Linked DNA regions of Mus musculus: regions 1, 3 and 4 are each linked to region 2. A link is a loop called in an ENCODE intact Hi-C map of the cell type or tissue named here. Cell type or tissue: left cerebral cortex. All regions are shown on one strand. Region 1 has its middle 10 kb from the start of Mmp24. Region 2 overlaps Trpc4ap (transient receptor potential cation channel, subfamily C, member 4 associated protein). Region 3 overlaps Procr (protein C receptor, endothelial). Region 4 overlaps Mmp24 (matrix metallopeptidase 24).

What was found. Peaks named below come from ENCODE experiments on the same cell type or tissue, not always from the same donor. Only the 100,000 strongest peaks of a DNase experiment are listed, where the experiment ranks them.
Region 1: it touches region 2 in a loop (4-fold over the local background); 33 of 42 quality-filtered maps call a loop at or near these places.
Region 3: a loop joins it to region 2, with 3 times the contacts of the local background. A loop is called at or near these places in 33 of 42 quality-filtered maps.
Region 4: a loop joins it to region 2, with 5 times the contacts of the local background. A loop is called at or near these places in 2 of 42 quality-filtered maps.

Annotation. Positions count from the first base shown.
Region 1 is chr2:155,763,921-155,766,420 of GRCm38, forward strand. No RefSeq gene overlaps it. Among named protein-coding and RNA genes, the nearest start is that of Mmp24, 10 kb to the right of the region's middle. In left cerebral cortex, a CTCF peak has its summit at 1,317 (motif pointing left); a DNase peak (open chromatin) is centred at 1,280.
Region 2 is chr2:155,661,909-155,664,408 of GRCm38, forward strand. It overlaps Trpc4ap (transient receptor potential cation channel, subfamily C, member 4 associated protein), which reads right to left. Exons shown (of 19, transcript NM_001163452.1): 6 at 1,749-1,877. Among named protein-coding and RNA genes, the nearest start is that of Gm22334, 10 kb to the left of the region's middle. In left cerebral cortex, a CTCF peak has its summit at 1,348 (motif pointing right); DNase peaks (open chromatin) are centred at 701 and 1,369; H3K27ac peaks cover 1,426 bases.
Region 3 is chr2:155,754,406-155,756,905 of GRCm38, forward strand. Procr (protein C receptor, endothelial) reads left to right here. Exons shown (of 4, transcript NM_011171.2): 3 at 1-122; 4 at 364-1,073. The coding sequence ends at 479. Among named protein-coding and RNA genes, the nearest start is that of Procr, 4.4 kb to the left of the region's middle. In left cerebral cortex, a CTCF peak has its summit at 1,526 (motif pointing left); a DNase peak (open chromatin) is centred at 1,518.
Region 4 is chr2:155,810,913-155,813,412 of GRCm38, forward strand. Mmp24 (matrix metallopeptidase 24) reads left to right here. Exons shown (of 9, transcript NM_010808.4): 7 at 1,305-1,443. Among named protein-coding and RNA genes, the nearest start is that of BC029722, 7.1 kb to the right of the region's middle. In left cerebral cortex, a CTCF peak has its summit at 1,004 (motif pointing left); a DNase peak (open chromatin) is centred at 1,024; H3K27ac peaks cover 594 bases.

The DNA of each region.
Region 1 (2,500 bases), 100 kb after region 2:
ACACAGATGTACATGCAAGCAAAACACCCATGCACATAACATAAAGATAAATAAATCCTTACAGGGGTGGGGTGAGAGGGTATTGGAGTGCATGTGGCTTGGAGTGGGAGGAGGGGACAGTTGGAAGAGGAGGAAGTAGAGCAGGAGGAGCAAGGAAGGCAAAGGGGGAAGAGGAAGAAACCAGAGTAGAGGATAAAGACATGTGGGAAATGCCAGAGTCAAGCCCATCACTTTGTGTGCCAACTTTTAAAAATGGCCAAAAACTCCATTATGCCAAGTGAAAGAAGCCAAGTTTCAACGTTCTGCCTTGAGTCATTCCTTGACCTGCTGGGAAAGGCAGATCTGGTGAGGTTAGATAGGTGTGGCCAGGGCATAAGGGGGAGAGGGAGGCTTGAATTCAAATGACAGAGGACATTTTTGGAGAGTGAACGTCTCTACAATTTTATTGCGTGGCTACATGTTTCTAACGCTCTTCTCAGTATCCTACTGTGTTCCCCAAACAGAAACCTCACTGGGTATGAATTAACCAGCTGTCTCCCCGCATCACAAGGACGCAATCTCTCCAGGTGCCGCGGGCCGAGATATATTTTTCAGTATAATTTTGGGACTGGCTTCAACAGTGTTAGCTGCTCCTTCCCTCACCTTCCACGGGACCTGAAGTCTCATCTGGTGGCATTCATTCCATATACTCTGGTTACCCCTTCTCTATGGGGACGGTCCAGCTCCTGCTCCACTGGGGATGATGTGAAAATACAGTTCAGCACTTCAGTCAGGATGTCAGGTTAACTGTAATCATGGGCGGGTGGTGAGCAGGCCTCTGAGGGGCCAGGACCCAGCAAGGGGAAGGCGTGGTGGGAGGAGACCAGAGTGTCGCAGACAGGACGCTGGACACTGCCACAGAAGCGGGCGATGTTCAGGGAACAGGGAGGAACTTGTGACATGAACACACTGGGTTGACCTCACAGCTTGGCTCCAGGCTGGCTCTGGGCATGGGCCAGTCTCTTTCTCAGCTTTAATTTTCCACTCTTCCAGATCGGTGCAGTCCCTAGTCACAGCAGGCTCAGTCCTCAAACCCACGCCCTCCTAACTGACGCTACCGACACTGTCTTGTGCAGCATGACAGCCTCTTTAAAGCTATGTATCTCGATTGATTCAGGGGAAAGAGCATTAGACTCCCCCCCCCCCCCCACTCCCACAGAAGTAGAGAGACCCAGAAGGTTCCTTGATTTGTCTGAAAGTCACCTTTTGAGGACTGCGGCCTGGACCCCTTCCATTCCTTATGTTTTGCTGCCCCCTACTGGACACCCAATTGCAAACAACAGTTCTATAGTGGGCTTCTGTTTATTTATGTAAAAAGTATTCATTGATAACCTATAGTGTGCTAGAGACATTCAGACATGGTCTGAACCCATGGAAAAGATGAAACCACACAAATGATTACTTAATTACAGTTATATGATCTCTGTGAAGTACGAGATCTAGGGTACAAAATAGGGTGTGTGGCCTAGTCCAGAAGTTCAGGGAATCTTGCATAAAGTGGAATCCATAGGAAAAACTTACTGGCTGGCAATGGAGAAAGCTAAGGCCATATTAAGGGTGCTGCACAGGTCTCTAGGATGAGTATAGAAGAATCTGGAATGCGGTTGAGACCACTTAGGAGGAGATGAGATTTTGAGTGACAAGAACAGGAGCTTGGCTTGGTCTGCTGCAGTTGGGAAATTCCACGAGGAAGGAAAGCATAAGGCTAGGTGAGTGGCGGGGCTGAGGATGTAGTAGGTTGGGATCTACACTAGCACCCTTGGGGATAAAACTTTGGGGCTGTCATGTGTGCAGAGAGAGTGCAGGTAGTATTTTAACTGCAGTGATGGACGGACACATAGAATAGGAAGAGGGCTTCTAAGCATCCTGAGAAATCCCTGCAGTTACGGTGAAGAGATAGAACCAGTGAACGAAAACTCAAGGGAAGGCCCAGAGAGTTAAGGAGAATAAACAGCTTAAAAAACAACTCAAGGTAGACAAGATGGCCCAGCAACTGAAGGTGCTTGCTGCCAAACCTGAGGACCCAAGTTCAAGTCACATAGTGGGAGGAAAGAACTGACTCCCCACAAGTTGTGCTATGGTATGTTCCCATGCACAATTAAATAATTAGGTGGTTTTTTTTTTTTTTTTTGAGATGTAGAAGAGCCAAGGGAGTGAGTGTGACTTGGGTGAAAAGTTCAAGGGCAGCTCATCAAAGCAAGTCACAGGCAAGTTCTTCCTTCATAGGCCATGTGGAAAAAGTGGGTTTAAGGTGGCACTCAGGGTCTGAGCCAGTCTCATGGGCTGTGGCTTCTTCACTCACATGGGGCCCCACAGGGTTTAAATGTTCCACTTCTACCATTTTCAAATGCTTAGATTTGAACTCACTTTGTAGCCAATGATGACCATTCCCCTGATCCTCCTGCCCCCCTCCCTAATGCTGGGATTAACACACACACACATATGTGTATAAATATATGTG
Region 2 (2,500 bases):
GCATGTACACATTCAAGTATTTACACTCCACATTCATTAAGATCTGCTCTCACCACACACAGGATAAGATCTGCATTTCCTGGCTGGGCAGTGGTGTCCCACGCCTTTAATCCCAGCACTTGGGAGGCAGAGGCAGGTGGATCTCTGGAGTTCGAGGCCAGCCTGGTCTACAGAATGAGTTCCAGGACAGCCGGGACTACACAGAGAAACCCTGTCTTGAAAAACAAAAAACAAAAGCAACAAAAAAAGATCTGCATTTTCTGACTTTCAATGAAGCCAAACATTTATTTATGGCTCACCTATTTCCCCTTTTGTTAACTAGGCTACGTCTTTTTCAGGTTGATTTGTAGGAATTTTTTATCAATTCTGAATATGAATCCTCTGTTTGCTGCACGAATTGTAGGCACCATTTCCACTTTAGTTACACATGTAACATCAAGGCACCTACAGAGCGTGGTGGAACCTATCACCTACTTGGGTAGCACAGACAGGAATAAGAAGGCTTGAGGGAGCAGGTTGGCAGAGCTGGGAAGGAGCAATGACTGGCTCCAACCCTGAGAGCCAGGGAGCACAGGGTTCCTGCACTGACAGCCGCTCTCACACACTGGACCGAGCACATGATTCTTGGGAAATAACAAAGACATTTTATCAAAGAGCACAAAGGGACTGTCTGGGGACTGGACACATTGGGAATATGTCCCCACAGACAATGGGACACTTGTGATGCTTCTGCCTGGGTAACAGCAGGCAAGGCCTAAGTGAAAGCTGGGTAACAGTGTGTGGGTACTCTCCCTTCTGCTACAGCAACCTCCGGGAGACTATGCAGCAATGATAAGAAATCTGCCAATCGGCAATCAACAGGGAGAGAAGCATGGCGAGGAGCGAGAACGTAAACGAGGCCCTAACGAGCTTCTGTCATGACTTTAGCATAGTGTATATGAGTGTATTTTTACAAGTCTGTGAGTTTCTGAAGAGAAAACTATAATGTTCTCATCTTTTTATTGCTATTTTTTGAGACAATATCTCACTCTTGCCCTTAAACCTGTGATGAGCTACAGAGTAAGTGTCATGGTAGTGCACAGCTTTATTCCCAGCATTCAGGAGCAGAGGCAGGCAGATCTCTATTCAAGGCCAGCCTGGTCTACAGAGTGAGTTCCAAGACAGCCAGGGCTACACAGAGAAACCCTGTCTTGTAAAACAACAACAAAACAAAAACAAAACAGGAAGGAGAAAGAATGGCTGGATATCAGAACTTACAATATCTTATGTTTAAGGAAATTAACCAACTTGAGCTGAAGGCTGGTAAGAAAATATAAAGGTAGATTAAGTAAGCAAAGGCCAAACATTGCCACTAGAGGGAGCACACACGGATCTAAAGCTCAATCAGAGAGCTGGCTTGTGAGCACTCCCCGCCAGTACACAACAGCAGAAGCACGCTAAGAACAACTTGTTCCACTAATGTTAATGAGGAGCAATTTCATCTTAGCAAGGAACGCTAAAAATCACACTAAATTCACCACATCGAGGTGAGGTTTGTGTTTCATACTCTTTGACTTACCTTATATTTACTTACATGGTTCACAGCCATGGATGGAACCCAGCGGCATAAGGAGCACAAGCTAACTTTATATCTCACCTATCTCAGAACACTATGAGTGGAAGAGCATCTTTGAAAGGAGCCCTGTCTAAACCAGGCTCAACAATCCAGTGCCCAAAACACCCTCCCACAGCAGCAGAGCACAGCTCACCTTCTTAACACCCAAAATGTCTTCAATGAGAGTCGCTGTTTGTAAGAATGTCTTCTTACTTGTCATCAGTGTGAACAGAAAAATCACAAAATCATTCTTTTCTGCCAAACGCTTCGTTACTCCTTCCGTCTGTCACAGGGAGAAAGGAGAAAAGGCAGAATAGCTTGTGACCATAACAGAGAACACTATTCCAGATGCAGAAAATAACCCCATCTTGGAAAACTAGCATGAGCCAACAAAGCTAGGAAGTCATGTGTACTGTGGCAAATATGTGAAAAATAACTCCTGGCCTTCAGACCATACAACAGGGAGCCGAATTTGGAGCTAGGAATGGGGTGGGGTGGGGGGGGTGGAGTGGAGCAGGAGGCAACTAACAGCTTCAGATGGCTTAAAATCTAAGGCCCTAATAGCTCCATTTAGAGAATCAATCGTCCAGACAAAAGCCTGCTGACTAATGTGAGCAGCCCCACCTAGAACACAAGCAGGCGTGTGAGGTGATGCTTCCTAAGAGGGCGGTGCAAGGCTCCTGCAGGAGCCTCGGCCTGAACACACTCACTGCCCAAAGCATGACCACTGAGGGCAGAGTCCATCTAGGTGACCCTGACAAATGACTTCTCACCGGGACCTCCATGGCTTCACCTGTACATGGTTATCTCCTAAGTCTAGGAGGGCTCCAGTGAGGGAGGACAGTGAACCCTGCCTATACAGGAAGCCTCTCTCACTTAGCCACAGTGATCTTGGAGAACCAATAG
Region 3 (2,500 bases), 92 kb after region 2:
AGCCAACTTCACCCTGAAGCAGCTCAATGCCTACAACCGGACTCGGTATGAACTGCAGGAATTTCTTCAGGACACTTGTGTGGAGTTCCTGGAGAACCACATCACCACGCAAAACATGAAAGGTCTGAGGGGATTCTGGCCCTGCCTGTGTGTTGGGGAGGGCATGACTGCCAGGCAAATGAAGGGACATGAGGGATCCCTTGAGCAACAAAATGAGGAGGCTGGAGACTCAGGCGAGGGTACATCCACAAAGCCTAAGTCACTGGGTGACGTCCTTTGAAAGTATAGATGCCTTGGGGTTCGACCCAGACTTCAGACTCCTTGGGGGTATGCTCTTAAACTCACTTTTTGCCTGTTCTGCAGGGAGCCAAACAGGTCGCTCTTACACATCACTGGTCCTGGGCATCCTGATGGGCTGTTTCATAATCGCTGGTGTGGCCGTGGGCATCTTCATGTGCACAAGTGGACGGCGTTGCTAATTATCTAATTATTCTCCAGGCCCCTTGGAGAAAGGGCTGGACTGGTGGGGGCTGGTAAGGGAAGGTCGTAGCTCATATGATGCCAAACAGACTCCCCCAGTGGGCCATCACATCTCAGGAGGTTAAAAGCAACAACTCCAGGTCTGTCTGCCTAAGAAGTGTGTGTGTGGGAGGGGGCAGTATGTAGACAACAAAGTAACGGGTTTGCAAAGGACTTGAGAGCATTTGTGCTTTGTGTAGCTGGTCTGAGAAGTGGGTGCTTAATTGTGGAAATCAGACCATAGACTTGGGGGGAGGCTGGGAGGTCTGTGATCTCCCTGAATAGGCAGACTTACTGTAGGCATTCAAAACATCTTACTAAATAAAAGAAGTTGTCTGTAACCAAAATCAAACATAGTTAATGTGTCCAGGTGTATCCAACTTGGGAAGGGACACTGGAATGACAGGGAAGAAAGAACCACAGAAATATCACCGTTGTGAGGTTGAACAATATGGGAGCAGTGAATTCATAAATATTAAATTTCTTATTTATGTAAAAGGTGTACTTATATCTTCTATTTTATTAAAACTTCTGAAAAAAAAAAGTATAGCCCATACCCTTTGCTCTGTTTCCTCATCTGTCAATCACTTGGTGGCCTCTCTAGGACGTGTTCACAGATCACCAGTAAGCTGACACCATTAGCTATGACATGTACCTCGTTTGACTCTGTGAGCTGGGAATTCTATTTAAGTTTCCTTCTGAGACACTGTGACGTGAACAAATCGTTCTGGGTCAATCTCAACCCCTTTCTTCATACACCTTGGAGATGCCGTCTTCCTTAAAATGCCCTCCCCACCCCTTTATGGCTATGCCCTGACTTGCAGGGCTTCAAATATTTATTTCTGGTGGTTTCTGTGGACAAACAATACAATTTAATATTTAAGAGCATGTATTCAGGGCTGGAGAAATGACTCAATAGTTACAAAAGTCCAGAGCTGGTTGCCAGTGTCTACCATGTCAACAGCTTACAACAGCCTATAACTTCAGTGCTGAGGGATCTGGCGCCCTCTTCTGGTCTCCTGGGACACTGGTGACACACACACAGACACACACTAAATGTTTTTTAATTTTTAAGAACTTTTTTTTGTGGGGGGAGGGGCATCCCAGGCAGAGTTTCTCTGTGTAGCTCTGGCTGCCCTAAAACTTGCTCTGTAGACCAGGCTGGCCTGGAACTCAGAAATCCACCTGCCTCTGCCTCTGCCTCTTGAGTGCTGAGAATCAAGGCATGTGCCACCACCCCAGGTTTAAGAACATTTTAAAATCAGACTTCAGTTTTAAATCTTGGAGCCAGGTATTTAGTGTCTCCAAACTCTTACTTACTTCATTCATAAAAGGAATAATAAAATATTCAAAAAGGATAAACAAAGACACCTACCTCGAGCAGACCTTATGGATATTAGGAAAATCAATACAAGTAGGAGAGTACACGTATGGTTTAGGAGTACGGCTGAACCCCACATTAGCACTAAGTTTTCCCAGGGAACCAACTCCAAGGCATCACAAAGGTTAGGCAGGCTCCTGGCACTGAAGAGTCTTCTCTGCCCAGCTCTGGCTCCTTTTATGTTGTGTTTATTTTAGACAGGCTCTTACTATGTGGGCCAGGCTGGCCTTGAACCTGTGATCCTTCTTCCTCAGCACCCCCAAGCTGTGGATTACAAGAATGCCTAGTGTACACTCGGGAGGCAGAGGCAGGTGGGTTTCTGAGTTCGAGGCCGGCCTGGTCTACAGAGTGAGTTCCAGGACAGCCAGGGCTACACAGAGAAACCCTGTCTCAAAAAAACAAACAAACAAACAAAAGAATGCCTAGTGTACCCAGTTCCCCTTGAATATCTGAATATCTTGAGGATATTCAGAATCAACAATTGAGAAATCAATTTTATTGCCTTTTCCCCTCTCTCCTGTGATTTAATAACTGGTCAAAGTTAAAAGGAATACATCCACGTAGTGTCATGGAGCGACCTCAGTGGGAAGCTGTATGACT
Region 4 (2,500 bases), 150 kb after region 2:
TCCCTGTCCTGTGCCTGTCATGTGATCCATGGGCTGGCTAGATCCTTGGGGAAACACGCTGAGATAGAGTTGGGATGAGGGGTTCTGGTTAAGGAGACAGCTTTAGAATCAACAGCTGTGGCCAGAAGGATGGAGAAGCCAGTCAAGACAAGGGGGAAAGCAGAGGAGACACAGACCTGGTGCTAACTCAGCCCCTTAATGGAAATGCTGAAGCTAGAATGGCCGGCCCATCAGAGCCATTCCATGCTGGGTGCAAAAGGGGGACTACACCATCACAGAAGAGCTGGAGGCTGCCTGCTGGTACACCCCAGACACTAGGAAGTACCCTTCATCAAATGGGAGCTGCAAAACAGGTCTCCATGGCACTGGGTGGAAGAGAAGAGCCACCCCATTTTCCTTCGTAAGGTCTCCCCAGCAAACTTCAATCACTAAGAATCAGGCCACATAGGCTAGCCCCTTTCTGCCTCTCACTAAGCGACTGGCTCTAGGCATGCCCCTTGGCCTTCCTTAAGACTCTGTATATGTCAGACTGACTTGACAGAGTTTTGCAGGTCAGAATAAAGTATTTTAAAAACTGGACCAGAAAGTGATTTGTAAAAACACTTTAAAATGGCCACCTTCAGGGTTAAGAGTGCTTATTGCTCTTGCAGAGGACCTGGGTTCAGTTCCCAGTACACACATGGGGGCTCACAAGTGCTTCTAGCCAGCTCCAAAGAACCCAGTGCCCTCTTCTGATGTCTGCAGGCTCATGCACACATGCCTTGTACATTCATTCATACACTCAGACACAAACCCATACACATAAATGAATTTTTAATAAAACTCTAGGTTTGTACTATCTTCTGAGTCATGTTCCTACTGCAGCTCTCGTACCTCTTTGATCCTCTCAACAAAGTGTTCACAGGCCATGTGTGGGTTTTACCATCTTTTTTACCATGCTGGGATTCCCACCAGACCGGGGCCAAGCCCAACTGATATTGGTAACTCTCTGCTGCCCTCCCGTGGTCACTCCTGGCCATGGCAGTCTCCTTTCAAGTCTTTCCACACCTCTCCCACACCCATCTGCCTCTTGTCTCATAGTCTTGGACAGCAGGAGGCTGATGTAGAGTTAGTTACATCCTGTCTTCTTTAAAGAGTTGGAAGAAACAGATGGACAGACTCTATGGGAGGTTGTGAGTCTGAGCCCCAGGGTTGGGGTTGGGTTGTTGGGCCTGGGCCCTGGGGCTGAGATCACTGAATTCAGAGGTAAAAACCTGCCACCTGCCTCTCTCCTCTTCACTTCCCCCATTCCTCCCGCCTCCCAGGATCGCTGGTTCTGGCGCCTGCGCAATAACCGGGTGCAGGAAGGCTACCCCATGCAGATCGAACAGTTCTGGAAGGGCCTGCCCGCCCGCATAGACGCAGCCTATGAAAGAGCTGACGGGAGATTCGTCTTCTTCAAAGGTAACGTGGGCGTTTCCACGTCCCTTTTGAGGCTTCCTTTTTCCTATCGAAACCAGAAGAGGTGGTGTGGGAAACAGATGCCCTGCATGGGCTGACAATGACTTCTGAAGGGTCAGGTTTCTGCAGAAAGGAAACTCTGGGAAGTCAAGAAAGGGCCAAAGTTGATGGGGTGAAAAATTCCATCCATACAAAGTCCAGGGCAAGACAAGGAAGGCCACCCATACTTCACTAGAGGTCATTCTCTCAGTTCTGTAAGAGCGCAAGCACACCAACAGGATAGAGGAAAGGGGAAAGAGGGGGAAGCAAGCTAACATGCCTAGCCTGGGCTAGCTCTGTTCTGAGTTGTTTCATATTGGTAACCTTGACTTAACCTAATGTTGAGCAGCCGGGGATCTTGGGAAGGCACAGGATATAAGGGGGTGGGGCTGTACCATCAGAGTTAGGAGAGGGTATAGCAGATGAAGGAGTGTGAGGATCTGAGACAGCCGTGAGTTGATGTGTGGAGAGTGCATTAAGTCCCGAGTGCTGTGCAGTGTTGACATGAGCCAGCCACGTCAAGGACAGAGGAACTTGGATGCATGGGAAATTGGTGACTTTCTGCCTATGGGTCAGGCTTTGAATTGGCAGAGCCTTGTTGTGGTCCAGGTGTGAATGTTTATGAACAGTTGACCAGTGTGTACAAAAAAACTAAGTAACTCGCTGGGCAGTGGTGGTGCACGCCTTTAATCCCAGCACTTGGGAGGCAGAGGCAGGCGGATTTCTGAGTTTGAGGCCAGCCTGGTCTACAGAGTGAGTTCCAGGACAGCCAGGGCTACACAGAGAGACCCTGTCTCAAAAAAAACAAAAACAAACAAACAAACCAAAAACCCTAAGTAACTGCAGCTTCCTCCATCCTGAGACTGCTCACCTACAGGGGCTTCCACTGGGACTGCTCCACCTGACCCCAGCTGTGGGGAGCAGTAGCATGCGATGTCATAGGAGTGGCTAAGATCACCAAAAAACAAAAGAGGGTCAAGACAAGCTACACCTGTAATCCCAGCCCTTGGAAGGCAGAGGT